Linked DNA regions of Mus musculus: region 2 is linked to region 1. The links are chromatin loops, found by intact Hi-C in ENCODE. Cell type or tissue: heart. All regions are shown on one strand.

The links. Hi-C counts contacts between places; a loop is a spot of excess contacts. Peaks named below come from ENCODE experiments on the same cell type or tissue, not always from the same donor. Only the 100,000 strongest peaks of a DNase experiment are listed, where the experiment ranks them.
Region 2: a loop joins it to region 1, with 3 times the contacts of the local background. A loop is called at or near these places in 5 of 42 quality-filtered maps.

What each region holds. Positions count from the first base shown.
Region 1 is chr1:55,236,222-55,244,221 of GRCm38, forward strand. It overlaps Mars2 (methionine-tRNA synthetase 2 (mitochondrial)), which reads left to right and starts at 956. Exons shown (of 1, transcript NM_175439.3): 1 at 956-3,837. The coding sequence starts at 1,019. The coding sequence ends at 2,779. It also overlaps a transcript of Boll not described here. In heart, CTCF peaks have their summits at 988 and 3,255 (motif pointing right); DNase peaks (open chromatin) are centred at 940, 1,530 and 1,890; H3K4me3 peaks cover 2,864 bases; H3K27ac peaks cover 1,861 bases.
Region 2 is chr1:56,972,821-56,980,820 of GRCm38, forward strand. It overlaps 9130024F11Rik (RIKEN cDNA 9130024F11 gene), which reads left to right. Exons shown (of 2, transcript NR_024326.1): 2 at 1,438-2,376. It also overlaps a transcript of Satb2 not described here. Among named protein-coding and RNA genes, the nearest start is that of 9130024F11Rik, 5.4 kb to the left of the region's middle. In heart, a CTCF peak has its summit at 4,483; DNase peaks (open chromatin) are centred at 641 and 4,511; H3K4me3 peaks cover 3,651 bases; H3K27ac peaks cover 1,028 bases; H3K27me3 peaks cover 4,428 bases.

The DNA.
Region 1 (8,000 bases):
AGTAAAGCTTAGATTGCTGGTCTGAGATCCCAGTTTCTGCCTCAGCAGGTAGGGAATGGGCCTCAGATGTCTAAGTTCCTGGTGTGTCTCATGCTGCTTTGGGGACCATTCTTTGAGAATCACTAACAGTACTTAGGTTGGGTGAGGGTTTATAGGTGTTCCAATCTCATTTTAGTATGTGCATATATACACTGTTTAAATTAAATGGGGGTGGGGAGGCCAGTTGTGGATGAGAAAATATGCAGTGAGCCAAGGATTAATAATAAAAATTTGGGATTTTAAAATTCTCTCCTGCTAAAAATTAGGATTTCATTCTCAAAGCTCAGTCTTGGAAGAATTTCAAGACTATTAGAGGAGAAAATTGTGACTTGTTTTGTACAATAAAGCTGAAAGTTAATGTTTCCTTATCTGCACACCTGTGACTCCGCACTCCAGTCCCTGGATGAGTTCTCAAATCAATCCTTAAGGCTCAGCAACATGTTCAGACACGTCATTTCCTTTTCTGCCAGTGCTTATCGTTCCTTAAAGCGCTTTGTGAAATTATTTTCCTTTCTTTCAGATTTATTTAGATTCTGAGACAAACCTTAAATGGTTTTTCTATGTTGACTAGAGGATACCAAGAGGCCGGATTTGTGCCCTGCTTTGACAGTTAATGAGTTTGGAAAATACCTCAATATAAAAATCTTGCCAACAAGTTCAGTCCAGAACCGATCAGTTCAGTTCAGATCCAGAACAGATCTCAAAGAGTAAAACTGCACAACACCCGGGATACGCTCTTCTTTCCCCAACTGCCCTGACACGGAACCCACTAGCCGACTACTCAAAAACTCCCGCCGGCCACCCGCCCCTGCGCGCTGCAGGAAACCGGTGGAGGCGGGGGAGTTGCGGGCGGGGCCGCAGGAGTCAACGCTTGCCGTTCATTGGCTTCCGCGCCGGAAGCGGCGGTACCGTCCAGCTGCGCACGCGCCCTTTCCCGTGCTCGGGAACACCGCCTCCAGTGCTGGGGCCGGCTGTCACCATGCTGCGGCAGTGTGCTCGCTGGGTGTTGACGCGCACCCGGTTCGGCCGCGGCTGTCGCCGCTACGGTTCGTGCTCGCCGAGCGCTAGTGGCGACGCCGGGGAAGCGCGGGCCTACTTCACCACACCTATCTTCTACGTGAACGCCGCGCCGCACATCGGGCACCTGTACTCGGCGCTACTGGCCGACGCCCTGTGCCGCCACCGTCGTCTCCGAGTTCCCGGCTCTGCGTCCACGCGGTTTTCCACCGGCACGGATGAGCACGGCCTGAAGATCCAGCAGGCGGCAGCCACCGCCGGCTTGGCCCCGATCGAGCTGTGCGATCGAGTGTCTGCCCAGTTTTTGCAGCTTTTCCGGGAGGCTGACATCTCTTCCACGGACTTCATCCGCACCACGGAGGCTCGGCACCGAGTAGCGGTGCAGCATTTCTGGGGTGTGCTGGAGGCCCGGGGTCTGCTTTACAAAGGGATCTATGAAGGGTGGTATTGTGCCTCGGATGAGTGCTTCTTGCCGGAGGCCAAGGTTACTCGGCAGGTGGGTCCGTCCGGGGATCCCTGTCCCGTGTCTCTCGAGAGCGGACATCCTGTCTCCTGGACGAAGGAAGAAAATTACATTTTCAAGCTTTCTCAGTTTCGAGAACCACTCCAGCGGTGGCTTGGAAACAATCCTCAGGCAATCACACCGGAACCGTTCCACCAGGCAGTTCTTCAGTGGCTGGAGGAGGAGCTGCCCGACTTGTCCGTTTCTCGAAGGAGTAGCCATCTGCACTGGGGCATACCAGTTCCCGGGGACGACTCGCAGACCATCTACGTGTGGCTGGATGCCCTGGTCAACTACCTCACTGTAGTTGGCTACCCAGATGCAGATTTCAAGTCTTGGTGGCCAGCCACCTCTCATATCATAGGTAAGGACATTCTCAAATTTCATGCTATTTATTGGCCTGCCCTTCTCCTAGGGGCAGGATTGAGGCCACCACATCGCATCTATGTCCACTCGCACTGGACGGTGAGTGGCCAAAAAATGTCCAAAAGCTTGGGCAACGTGGTGGATCCCAGGACTTGCCTTGATCGCTATACTGTGGATGGCTTTCGCTACTTTCTCCTTCGGCAGGGCGTTCCCAATTGGGACTGCGATTACTATGATGAAAAGGTGGTTAAATTGCTGGACTCCGAGCTGGCAGATGCCTTAGGAGGGCTTTTAAACCGGTGCACTGCCTACAGAATAAATCCTTCTGGAACCTACCCATCTTTCTGTGCTGCCTGTTTCCCCAGTGAGCCAGGGTTAACGGGGCCGTCAGTTCGTGTGCAGGCAGAAGACTATGCGCTTGTAACTGCAGTGGCCACTTTACCCAAACTGGTAGCGGGCTATTATAATGACTTTCAGATCTATAAGGCTCTGGAGGCGGTATCCAGCTGTGTTCGGCAAACTAATGGTTTCGTCCAAAGGCACGCACCATGGAAATTGAACTGGGAGAGCCCTGAGGATGCTCCCTGGCTGGGTACCGTGCTTCACGTAGCCTTGGAGTGCTTGCGAGTGTTTGGAACTTTGCTTCAGCCTGTTACTCCAAACTTAGCAGATAAACTGCTGTCAAGACTGGGAGTCTCTACCACAGAGAGAGGCCTTGGAGAGCTCTACTTCCTACCTCGATTCTATGGACACCCATGCCCCTTTGAGGGGAGAAAGTTGGGACCTGACACTGGGCTTTTGTTTCCTAGACTGGACCAATCTAGGACTCGGCTAGTGAAAGCCCACAGGACCTAGGAACTCAGCTCTTACTGACTGGTAGTAAAAGATCAAATGTATTCTTTTTGCGTTTTTAAGTAAAGTCATGCTTAAAGAGTATGTATCAAATGAGCACATAAACTATGTCCTTATGAACAGAACGATTCAGGTCTCTCTAACCCAGTCCTTTTCATTTCTCAGTGCCATTAATCACTGTTCTTGCTCACCAATGTCTCCAAGAGAAGGATGGAAGATGCTGACACTTCCTTCTCATTGCACCTTCTCCCAACCCAGGGTCAGGGCTTCTGCTCCCCAGGCTAATTTAACACAGCCCCTTCTTCAACTAAATCTAGGGTTGGAAGTCCCTGCTCTGTTTTTACATGTCAGCCCTACTTTGTTAAACAGAGTCTCCTGTTAAAGAGGTTTTTTTTTTTTTGAACTTTAGGAACTAGTGTCCTAGACTTTTACCCATGTCAACCCAGCAGTTGTGCTTTGTAATACTACACTCCATCCAGTAGATGGCTCTGCTCGCACACATTGAGCTCCTTGAGAGTGTCCTTTCAGAAGACAGAATTATTTTCAGCTGTTTAATTCACAGAATTTTAGAATTGTACTGTTCTTAAAGGATAACTTTGGAAACACTGATATTTTTACAACAGAAGGACACTAGAATTCTAATTTTAAAACTATTAAAGTGACATGTACAATAGGATATAAGTAAATATGACAGGTTTATATTAAAAAACTAAAAAGCTCTTGAGGTACACTGTACTACAGATAATAGTAACAGTTACATGTTCATCTATAAAGCCCTCAAAAGGGTTGTATTCTTTATATTATTTCTTATCCACATACATAATTTACCTCATGATTATTTTTGGTCAACCAGGATACATAATATAGGAAAGATATAATATTGTAATTAGTGAATTTATGTCAAAATAGTTTTTGTTGATTACTCTCTTTGAGACAAGCTTTCACTATGTAATTTGTTATCATCAGTCTCTTGCTTCCACTTTTCAGGTGTTGGGATTACAGGGTATGCCACCATGCCTGCCTTTTAACTTATTAAAGTGTGGTTCTAAGTACCTTCTTTACAGCTGTTTGGTTACACTCATTGACAGTAATGTTGCAGGGAGAAAATGATCAGTGTTCAGAACTGTCTGGGATTCAGGGCTCTCTCCAAGGCTCCAGAGAAGATGTTACAGTAACAATTAGTGCAGTGATTAGATAGTCAGCCTTATGTTTCAAATTAACGGGACAGCTAGGCCACAGTTTAAAATGAGCTTGCTTTGGAACATACATTTTAAGTATGGTATTAAGGAAAAAGAGCTCACTATGGAGTAAATAATTGTGCTGGAAGTTTCTCCAGGCTTACTCTAAAGTGCCACTTTTCATCTCTAGTTTCTACTAATTATCAAAGTGACAGATTGTAGGTTGCTAGGGAGCACAGCATGGTAAGGTGAAGGACCATTTCCACAAGCTTTCCTTTGGACTCCTTATATCATTTTGTGCCTTAGATCATCCCAGGTCTCAATATGGCATTCTCTACTTACCTGCTGAGACTAGTAGGATAAACTACTGAGGTATAGGGCAGTCTCGGGACTGTGTAGTGATGCAAGGTGGTGTTTCTCAGAAAGTTAGACATCTGGAAAAGTAGTGAGATTCTAACCTCTCCTTTGGTGAGCTCTTACTGCAGTGTTTTAGTTTGCCATGGACCTAGTGTCTTCCATAGGCGAGCCTCATGTCCCTGTGGAGATTTGCTTGCTGTTTGAGTTTTTGCAGCTTGTTATCTGTGAAGGCATTTAACTAGCTGCTATTAGACATGAGATGGGAGTCCAGAAAAGAGATCACTTAATTCTAGTAGCCAGGGCATTCAGAGTGGAGGAGTGTGGTAAATTGGATCCTCTTTCTGTGGTGATAAGGTCAGACAGATTTCTGTAATAGGCAAGAAGGTCAGACAAATAGTCTTTTGGCATTTGTGTTTGGTTTGACATAGCAGTTCAGAATTGCCAAGCAGAGAGTTACATTTACCTGGAGGGATTGCGCTTCCAAGGTAAGGGATGGTGTGTGTGTGTGTGTGTGTGTGTGTGTGTGTGTGCTTAATGTGGAGGTTTGTAAGATTCCCTATTCCAGAGATGTTAGTACTTTATGTGGCATCTTTTAGAACCTTTTGTCTCCCCCACCCCTATACCTTTGTGATTCTTTTGGAGGTAGTATTACAGGAAGTGACAGCACAGCACAGGGTTTTTAAGGGCTTCACATTAGGAAGCTATGAGACTAGGATGGACCAAGAGCTTAGTGGTGGAGCACTTACCGAGCATGGAGGGACCTGGGTTCAGTCCTCAGTACTGCCAAACAAATAACAGGTCTCACCTCTTCCGATTCCTGTCCTCTGACTACAGTCATGTAAGAAGCAGTAGTAACGCTCATGTTAAATAGTATTACTGTGTATGTACTGAGAGGTATATTCTACATAAAACTGATTAGGCACTTTACAAATTGGAAAAACCTGGGACTGTAAAAGCAGCAAGTAGGCAGACTCTGCACTTAAAACCTCAGTCATTTTATAACGTTTTATAAATAGGTACTTTTCTTGAAATCCTATGAGCTTTAATAAGTGCAAACAGGCTAATAGACTATGAAGCTGATGCCAGAGTGTCAAGTCTATTGGCTGGAAGTTGGGCCCTAGAGCACAAGCTTGTTTGATGGGTTTTGTTTTGGTGAAGGTTTTAACTGTAATTTCAATAGAGTTCTTTAGCCTTAGAAGTTCTGATATTGGCCTGGCTATTAGTTGATCATCTTGTAGGCCTCACAAAAGGATGACTCATGAAGCAGAAGTAGTGAGATGATGAAGATTATTATAGTAGGGATGGCTTCCTGGAGCTGGCTGCTCTGCCTCTCTCTATCTACCCAGTATAGAGTGGCAATGTACCGCATTGGTGTTAGCTTGAGTTATGGAGGAAGGCTCTTAGATAAGATGTGGCTAGTGAACACTGATGCTTTATGACAATTTATAATTGCCTTCTCATGGCAATTTCCCATCGTCTGTGGTTCAGCTTCATCTGCAGTTTCATCGTTTGACATTTCTTGTGGTAGCTCTGGGTGTTATAAACTTTGGTGAGTTCTTACCTTGTCTTTTACCCAAGTATTTGGAGACAGAACATGTTTTTGCAGCAAAGTTTTACCAGTTTGTGGGTAGGGAAGGAACTAAAGTCAGATTAGGGTACCCAAGAGCAGAAATTGTAGAAGAAAGTCTTCAATTCTCCCCTAAAACTTTGAGTATGCACAGCTGATCCTGTCCTCTCTGCTGGAGCTTTGGATGGGACTGGGGAACTTAAAATTTTGTTTTAAAGTTTAAATATTTTTGTGTGTGTTTGTGTGTGTATAAGAATGAGAGCGAGAGCTAGAGTTGGGTGGGGAGTGGAGGAATGGATGGGTGTGTTTGTATTCATGGGTGCAGACGTGTGTAGGTCAGAAGGTGGATAGGGTGAGGTATGTGTCCTTACCTTTGTACCTCGTTTGAGTCAAAGTCTCTTGACTACTGAGTAAGCCAGGTTAGCCGGCCTTCACATATTCTGGAGACTCTCCTGTTTCCAGCCACTGCTTCCTTCAGAGCCTGCTGGCATTCATTTTGTACCACTTTCATCTAGGATCTGGGGATCAGAACTTGGGCTGTCAAGCTCGAAGGTTAAGCACGGGTAACTAAGTATGCACTTATCGAGTCATCTCCTTAGCCCCAGGAGTGGTGAGCTCCGACCAAGGAACATAGTGATTTGGTTAATATTTAAGAGCTAGAACAGTGACAATCACATAAGGTTGACTACTCACATTTTAAACTTCTATATTGTGTGTGGGTCTTATTTCTGAAGACAGCAGCAAAGCCCCAGCTTAAACTGCTGATAACTATTTAAACAGAAGGGAAGAGATTAACCAATGTAAAGTGAAATTTGTTTCTTTTTTTATAACTTCTTTGTAGTCTTGGGCTACCCAAAATTATGCCTTTGAAGTCAAGGAACAATCTTACAGGAAAGAGCTGTAAGCACTGTTTAGGATCGTGTTATAAGTTTCATGATGAAGGACAGGACTACACTGTGGGTTTGATATCTGGGAACCCTTTGCTGCTTCTGTGTACAAGTTGCTATTGGGAGGCTTAGCCACCTGGATTGTCGTCAAACTTAACAGGCAATAGGATACACATTTCATCTCTAGTAAACTGTACAGTTTACAGCAGATATTATGGATTTAAATATCTAGGATGTTGTAAGATGTGAGGATATTTCAGGAAAGTTTGCCAACTGCAAGTAGAAAATTGAAGCTCCAAATGAGTTCTGCCCTGAGTTATTAAGGATGTTTAGTTCTGCAGAGGCATGAAAGTGGGTAACTGGGGGAAGCACTAGGAAGCCTGTAACTAGAAGGTGCCACCTTGTCAGTACAATGTGGGGAAATGTAACAGCCGTCTCACATGAGTAGATCGCAGTCTTTGTTAGTTGAGAATCACGGAGATACTGAACACGAGCATGACTTTCAAAGACTTGATTATGGTCAAGTTACCGATTGGAATAGCATGATTTTAATTCATTAATTTAGTTGAAACAACAAATTTCTTATTTTAATTTTTTTAAATTAGGTCCCTTCCTCGATATCCTCAATGGTCTCACTTTGTAGTCTTGGCTGTCTTGGTATTCGTTATTTAGATCAGCCTGGCCTTGAACTCACAGAAGTTCACCGGTTTGTCTCCCGAGGGCTGGAATTAAAGGCATGTACCAATACTGATGGAATAATAAGCCCAATCAAATACTTTCTTTCATAAGTTGCCTCGGTCATGGTGTCTTATTAGAGCAATAGAAAAGTAAAATAACATATAAAAATAAAATAAGAATAAAACTTGTGGTTTGAGTTGCTGACTTCAGTTTGATTTTTAAAAAAGTTAAATGAACTGCAGTTTGGGATTAGATTAGAATTTCCAATTTCTGAAACAATCCTAAACATTCTTCTGCCATTTTGTATGATGTATTTATATGAAGCGGCATTCTCCGCACTGGTGATTATAAAATAAAAATTGATTTTGTAATCTGAAACATGTTGAAGATGTTTTAAATCTTCAAGTGTTTGCATTTAGCCAAGATTTAACTCGTACAGGTGTAGAGTATTTTTACTGTCGGTATGTGTGCATCTGATCTATGTCTTGGCACATATGGAGATGTCAGAAGAAAGCTCTGTGAAGCCGCTTCTCTCCCTCCGCCTGTGCACGGTGCTG
Region 2 (8,000 bases), 1.7 Mb after region 1:
GAGCGGCGCAGCCCGAGCTGCCCGGAGGCCAGAACACTGTGCCGGCCGGGGCGCTGAAGCTGCGCGCCCCTCGGGTTGCAGCACTGGGGCTCCCGAAGACCCTCAGCGGCTGAGGACCGAGTTCGGCGCGAGCAGAGCTGAGCCGTGGGGACCTAGCCTCTCCGCCCCGAGCGAGGCCGCGCCGATGAGTCCCTAGCTGGTCCTTCTAAGGCTTAGGAGCCACAAACTTTTGCGGACTCCCGCGGCCCTAGCCTTTCGGCTCGCGCAGCTTTACTTGTTTAAGGTGGCGCGGTGACTGCCCGCCAAAACCCCGCTGCCGGCCGCGCTTTTGTCTTGGCCATTCGGCATGGGCGCGGACCTCCTTAAAAAAAAAAAAAAAATAGCACGTGGGCAGGGGCCGCGGCCCCGGCGAGGTGCCTGCCGCGTCCGGCTTCTGTCAGCCCCTGGAACCTCAAAGGAGAAAATATGAACCAGTCCTCTCCGGCCTTCCGGCCAGAGATGCCCCTTGAGCCGGCGGCATCTCTTGTCCCTTCTGTGCACCGGGGCTTTCCCTCCAGTTCCCCAGGACCCCAAGGACTCGGCTTCCACCGGTTGCCTGAGCCACTAGTCCCCCTTAAGAAGTATTGACTGTACGGCGGCGCCAGAGGGCCAAACTAAATTCGGTTTCGGGAAACGCGCTCGAGGCAATTCTCTAAATCCTGGCCTTGAGCTGGGCCAGTGGAGATTGAATCTGAGAGTAGCGCTGGAGACTGGGCTGCTGTCCACTTGCTTGGTAGCCTACCCCCTTGACCCCACAACGCCCCAAGAGTCGCAAACCCACGGCCAGGGAAGCCTAAGGGCTTCTAAAAGAAAGAGGGTCCCCGAAACGAAACCTGTCCCTGGCCTAAATCTCGGTGCCCAGACCTCGGTGAGTCCCACTCAAAGGAGCCGCCCACCAACTTCACCAGAAGCCCCAGGCGGCAAGGGGAGCCCTGCCGAGCCGAGTCGAGCCTGGCAGGGTAGTAATCCTCCAGAGAGCCACCGCAGTTTTAGGAAGCCTTTTTCTTTTCCCTGTTTTTTTCTTCCCCCAAATTCCGTGCTCCCACGAACATGCCCAGCCAAAGGGGCTAAAGAAAATTCCAAGCCCGTGAAAGCAAAGTGGCTCAAGTAAAATCAGCCCTTGAAGGTAGCTGAAAGGTTGTTTTTTGGTTTTTGGTTTTTTTTTTTTTTTTTTAAAGCAATGAAAGAAAGAAACTGTAAGTTTGATTTACAAACTTTAAAAAAGAACAATGTTATAGCATATCGAAATGAAAAGGGGTGTTTCAAAAACTTAGCTATCGCTGTCAAACTAAGCCTGCTTTTTAAATTGGAAATGCATATATTTTATTTATATACTAACTGTATTAAACCCCCCCCTCCCACCCCGTTTTCTTTCTTACCTTGGTGTTGGAACTACAGAATCCACCTCCGGCCCAATGTCCACGAACTAAGAAGAATTGATGATATTAGGACTTGAGGACTTCTGGAAAAAAATGCAAATCGTTTAGTGGGGATCTTTTTTGTCTGATTCGTCACTATTATTATATCTGATGATGCGATGGTTGGAACGATTCTATCCTGTCATTAATTAGCTATTTTATAAAAATCACTGTCGGAAAATCGTCATTTGCGTTTTGCTAAGGATCTCTTCGCTAACCTCACTGGCGTGTGTCAACAGTATAATTATGAACTTCAGCTACAACTCTTATAAACAACACGGCAGTATTGTTTAATCGGTTAATATTTTATAAAGTGTACATATTTTATTATGCTTTGAGGGGAACTATTGATACTAAGTTATTTTTAAAAAGAGAAAGTCTATTTAAATAAAGCATACAATTAAGTTCAATTAAATGTGCACTGTGGCTAGATTCTACACCCTTTCAAATTCATTATTTCTTTTGTCTATTTTTGATAATGTAAAGAAAATCTACCATTTGGAACAAGTAATTCTAAATTATTTAAAATTACATTTTAAAAATTAAACAAATTACATTTAATATACATGACAATGTGTAATTTGATGTCATTACCAAAAGTGTACTTTGAATGTTGGCAGATTTATTTTTAGTAGAGCATTTTCAAATTTCTCTCGTTTCATAAAAGGAGAATTCTAGAAAGTTTTGCCATGCATACCCAGTGTGAATTTTTCCCTGTAGTTTTGACCCGGATAAAGGCCTTTTCTGTTTCAAGTGACATGTTTTTCCCAATCCAGTTTTGTTAACTTCATTTCAGCTAAAGCAAATATTTTCAAACACTTCTAATTGCTACAGTAATTTATATTTGAAATAACACTTTTAAAACATTTGTCATTTTCATTTTTAAAAACAGTGAATAAATATATTTGATGATGATTCAAAAAACTGTTTGGTTTCATTTTTGTATTTCCCACGACGGTTTATTTCCAAACAATTTTTGAAACAATCATACTTTTTTAAATGGTATAAGTACATTTGCCTTTTAAAATACTTTGATTCAAAACTCCTCCTCACCCCACACACACACCAGATTGAGAATGAGCTACCTCTGTGCTCAGAAAATAAAGTTGTGTGTATGTGCGTGTGGTGGTGGGGGGGGGGGGTTGTAGGTTGTTTCAGACCTCCGTTTTTTGAGGGAGATCTACTCAAACTTTTCTCGGATTCTCCTAGCCCTAAAATTCCCACCTTACCTTAGGTAGTCAAAGGCCGCCTGTCTTTCACAATCACACTGTTATTATTATTTTTAAGCAACAACAACAAAACACTGGGACTTTGCAGGCTGGGGTTAAGTGCCACAGTTTCCCTCGCTTGCTAGACTGCTTTTCTTTCTACCCAGGCCTTTGTCCTCTTAAGGCCTGTTTTGCACTTTTAATGACAATGGTGTTTGATTTCTCCTGTTGCCTCTGCGGTTTTGGCTGTGCGGGTCCTCTGCCCAAGTCGGCTTAGGTTGTGTGCTAGCCTTAGACCACCTAGGCCCGCCAGCCCTGGTAGGACGCCGCTTTGCGTCTTTTCGGCCACGATCTCTGAAGGCCCAGCATTTACCCCCAGCCTCTCTGGCTCTCAGAGGCACTTCCAAAAGTGCGCTGCCTCTTTTAGAGCGCTGAAAGTTTGTGCTGCTTCTCTCTCTCTCTCTCTCTCTCTCTCTCTCTCTCTCTCTCTCTCTCTCTCTCTCTCTCTCTCTCTCTCTCCACCCCAGGGCACTCATTTCAAACTTCATGGAAACCGCCACCTTAAAAGCCTTCGAAGGGACGGTTTCTAGGAATCAAGACGGGCCAAATGCTTCTCCTGGAGCTGGCCCCTCTAGGGGCGGGAAGTGGGGAACGAGAGGGACTTATTTCTTACTAAGGGTGCCTATGCCAATTTTGGTCTCGGACTGTCCCGTGGAAAGTTAGGCGACTAACACTTTAAAAGACCTCATACTGCCTCTGCATTTAGATTGCAAATCCAGCGAGTCAAGTGGGCAAGGAGCTGGAGGCCAGGAGACTGGGGAACCCGGACGGGCCTTGGGGCAGCTCCTCTAGAATGAGTTTAAGCCAACTTTCTCAGACTGCTCTGGGGACTGACCAGAGCGCAGCAGCAGGCTGCTTCGTTATTACCCAGCTTCCTCGTTGGCATCACAACCCGCACCAGGCAAAGATAATACGACTCGCAGTTAGTTGCCCTGGCCGCTCTAGGGTCCTGGGGGGGGGGGCGGTAGGACAGCCTAGGACATGGTGGGATTCTCCTAGAATCTGGAGAGGAACGTGCCTGTGAGGCCTGGTCAGAGATGAGACTGGTAGGGTGGTGGGCAACTAGTTCACGAGAGCTACCAAGGTGTCTGGGAGCTGGAGTTCAGGACAACACACCGAGGCCAAAGCCCAAGGGGTGGGGGGAGTGCCAAGCGTTACTCCATCAATTGTGCCAGGGAAGACCTGTAACCTGTAGCTTTCTGTCAGAGAGCCTAGGCGACAGAGATGGGCGTCTGGTGTGGCTCTGCTTTCTAGAGAGAGAGTAGTGAGGAGACAGGTTTCAGAGCTGGGAGAGTCCTTGGGCTCATTTGGTTGTCAGATTCCTGGTCACCATGTGGGAAATCCGGGAAAGGCAGGGGACTTCGCTGGCGACGCATGGCATAAATATACCCAACGCCGGGGCTCCTGGGATCGACGGATTTTTTTTTTCAATGCCTTAATGGGTAATTTCCTTCCGTAGCAACGAGAAAATGACTGCCTAGTTATTGTAGTCTATGCGTAGAAATCTACAGCAAATGATGGAAATTAACAAGGCAGGAGGGAGAAAAGGCCAAAGGAACCGCCGCGGCCTTTCGTCCCGATCTTGGGGCTGCGCTGTTTTTCTCCGGGAAACACCTAGCGAGGCCGAGAAATTCAGGCCTAAAGCGAAGATCTAGAGGCCAAGAATAGTGACCAAGGTCCCTCCACCTCCAAGACCAGGTCACTGCCAGGGGTCCCCGCCCAGAGTCGAGGCGATGCCTCCCTACAGCGCCACCGCGTGGGCTGCGGCTGAAACCGGCTGCGCTGGCTGGAGCGAACCCTTCCGCAGCGCCGGAATCCTCAGGTTAAAGAGGAGTGGAGCGGGTGCGGTGCCCAGTCCAGGACACCATCAGACTACTCAACACCAAACTGTGACCGCGTATGCAAAACATCCTTGCCTGCAGTTGCGCCCAGACGCTTGTGTTGAAAACTACACCTAAAAAGAGCAAGACATGACATTCCACCAGCATCCCAAACTTCTTGGCAGGCCGATCCACACCACCCTAGCCCGGGCAGGGGAGTTCAGGCCGTCGGATGCCAGGCAGCCCTAACCGGAGCAGTCGCCGGAGCTCACTGCGACTTCGCTGCTAGGCTAGAACTTCACAGAGTTGTTCAAGCCAGGACGCAAAGTCTAGGCACTTACTGGAACCACAGAGAAGGCGCGTAGTCAGTGTATCCTGCGGACCAAATTGCCCAGGGACTGCTTAGAATACTTCCTTGGATGGCGCTTTCACTTTTTTCAGGGTCACAGGAAGCCCACCAGGCACTCGCTTAGTCCAGTTAGGCTTGTAGTCTGAACTAAAGTCCGGGTGACAGAGACTCTGCATCCCGGGACTCTGTCCTCTTCATGCACGGTGGGTGCCTTCCCTCCGCGTCCTGAGGACAAGCCCAGCAGAGCTTGGCGTCTCCTGGCGCCGGTCTGGAGTCGCATTAAGACGTGGCTTAGAATGCTTTGCTAGGAAGGGTGGTGGTGTTGTTTAATAAATTAAATTCTCTACCCACCTCTACCCATCCCCTCACTCGCACACAGTGGAACTGCCAGCAATTGAAGGGAATAAATAGCCTACTCAGAAAGGTGTGAATTCACCTAATGCCCACCCTAATTATAACAGGAGCATGCCCTGGACACCCGAACGTGCAAGTTCCTCTCCGGGCCAGATCTGGGTCTTTGGAACCAGTGACCAGTGCCACCCAAAATATATCTCTGCAGTCGGGAGGGTTGAATTGCGGCTCTCCGCGACAACTTGGCCTGCTCTCCAACAGCCTCAGCAGCAGCAGAGGTCTGTTCATTTCTGATACCTGGTACCCGTGACAATCTTACCCTGCCAAGCCTCACAGTCCCGGCCAAGTGGCTCACCTCAGCTCTCTGCGCTTGCCTTCGCCCCTCTTGCTCAGTCCCTAGTGAGAAGTGGTGGGTCAACGAGGCGCCGATGCTGGCCGCTCACCTCCAAGAGCCAAGGAAGGTGCCCTAGGCGTCGCAGGTCCAGCCCCGGGGCTGATTTAAATAACTAATAAGCTCAGAGAAATTTTACGAGGGGAACTTTTCCTTTTAGTATCAATAAAGCTTAGTAATTGGGTTTGTTGGTTACCTATGCTTCTCTCTCTCTCTCTCTCTCTCTCTCTCTCTCTCTCTCTCTCTCTCTCTCTCTCTCTCTCTCTCTCTCCTTCCCTCCCTCCCCTCTCTCCCGCTCTCCCTCTCTCCCTCTCTCCCACTCTTCTCCATGTTTTCAAAAACGGAGTGGCTACGTGGTGTGCATTTGTGTAGTGTGAGTGTGAATGTAAGGAAGGTGTTTGTTTTGTTCGTTTTCAAAGCACTTAGCATACAGAACAATCATGATTTGCGCTCAGGAGTGGAGAGTTTTGAGAGGTGAACAGTGGTTATTTCGGAAGAGAAAAAAAAAAAGCACAAGAAAAATAGAAGAGGAAACACTTTACCATTTTTGTGTCACAGTTTAAGAAAACGGCAATGTTTCCTTAATATTGCCTTTTAACTAATTTTCACTGTGTTCAGAATCGTAGATTTTAGTGATAATTTGGTTTTAATAAAAGTCTACTCCATAATACAATTTAAAATTTTATTTCTACTTCTATTTCGAGCATTTTTTTTGCAACAGTAGATATTTTCCTGTCCATGTATTAAGGTTTAATTTTTAGGATAGAGAAGATTGTTCCGTGTACAAGAATTGCTTATAGTCAATTAATTAGTGTCTTTACAGTAGTTTCAATCCATACAAAAATCTTGGAAAGTAAAAACAACTGGAGTGGTTTTCACTAAGCAAGTGGGCTTCTTGTTTGCTTTGTTTTTCTTCTTTTACACATGGAACTTAAAGACTGGACTTAAAAACAACTTGAAAATGTGTTATACTGAAATTTACCTGAAGTTAAAATCTGTTTCAAAGGCAGCACAGCTAGTATATACAGGTGTCATTTAAACGAAATGAAGAACATTTTTGCCTCAGTATTATTAATAGGAGCGGATACTAAGTGGTCAGAGAAAAAGAAATGAGATTGAGTTTTCCAGGGGGCAAAGTGTTGGCTTCTGAAGTTACCAGAAGCATACCCAAACCTGTGTGTGCATATCTCCCACGTTTTCACTATCCTGCGGAAACTTTTCCTTTTCACTGTTTGCTAGGAAATTGACAGGTTTTCCTTGTTCCTGTGGTTTTAGACCGGGAGACCTGAAGCCGGCTGAGGGTTGCCTCTGCCCAGTAATGTCCAGAGTTCAGAGATTAGAACTACCCCTCTTCACTTTCCAAGAGGAAAGAGGTATCTAGCTGACCTACTGGGCTCAGCCTCCTTCTCCAGAGGCCAGCAACATGGGGGAGGTGGCGGGAGGGGGGGGCTGACCCTTCACACTCTTTGAAGATTGCCCCAGCCACACTGATACTCAGGTACACTCAACAACACTAGCACATCTTGAAAAGATCTTGTGTACCTGTATCTCTTCTTCCTACCTTCAAAGAGGGTTACTGGCAAACAACTTTCCTTTCCATTGGCTCTCCATCAGGTTCCTGAAAACACTCATCACCTTCTTCTCCAGCAACCAGGACAGTGCAGTGCCTGTGTCCAAGGATCTCAGTGTGAGTCATCTTTGTTCTCTCTGCATTGGCCGGCCATTGTCAAGGAATGGAGTATTCTCCTGCTGGTGTGTGATTTTGAGGAAGTGCCAGGCAAAGTTGGAAGGACTAAGAAGAAAAGTACAGGGCCTAATGAGGGCAACCTGGAGCCTTAGTGCTAGGCACCTCTGTCTCCTCAACCTGCCCTCTAGGCTGTCCACTACTGGTCCCCTACTCTGCACTTGGGTCCCAGCAGTACTGCACTGAGAACCTGGCTGTCCTTCATAACTCCCTGTTATCCCGAGTTTTGGTTTCGGTTCATCTGTTTTCTGAGGATGCAGAAAATCCACTTTTATTCTTTTTTCTGGTTTTGCCTGCTTTGCGCTTTTTTTTTTTTTTTTTTTTTTTTTTTTTTTTAAGAGCATCGCTCTAGCCTGGTTTCGGCCAGACCCTCTGCCATTTCCCCAAGTTTTCTGTGCAAGAAGTGATGTGTCTGTTTATAGCAGGTTTAATTAAGACAGTTATGTGCCGTGAACTCTTTAGGCGCCAATCAATGCACTTTGATTTGGAAAGTCAAATAGAATCACGTCTTACAGTTGCAGCGCGGCTGGCCGCCCAGGCTCTTGAAAATACTGGCTGTCGTCCTACATCCCCTTCAGGGGACTTGCTCCAATTCCCGGCAGGACAAGCTGCTCTTTGAG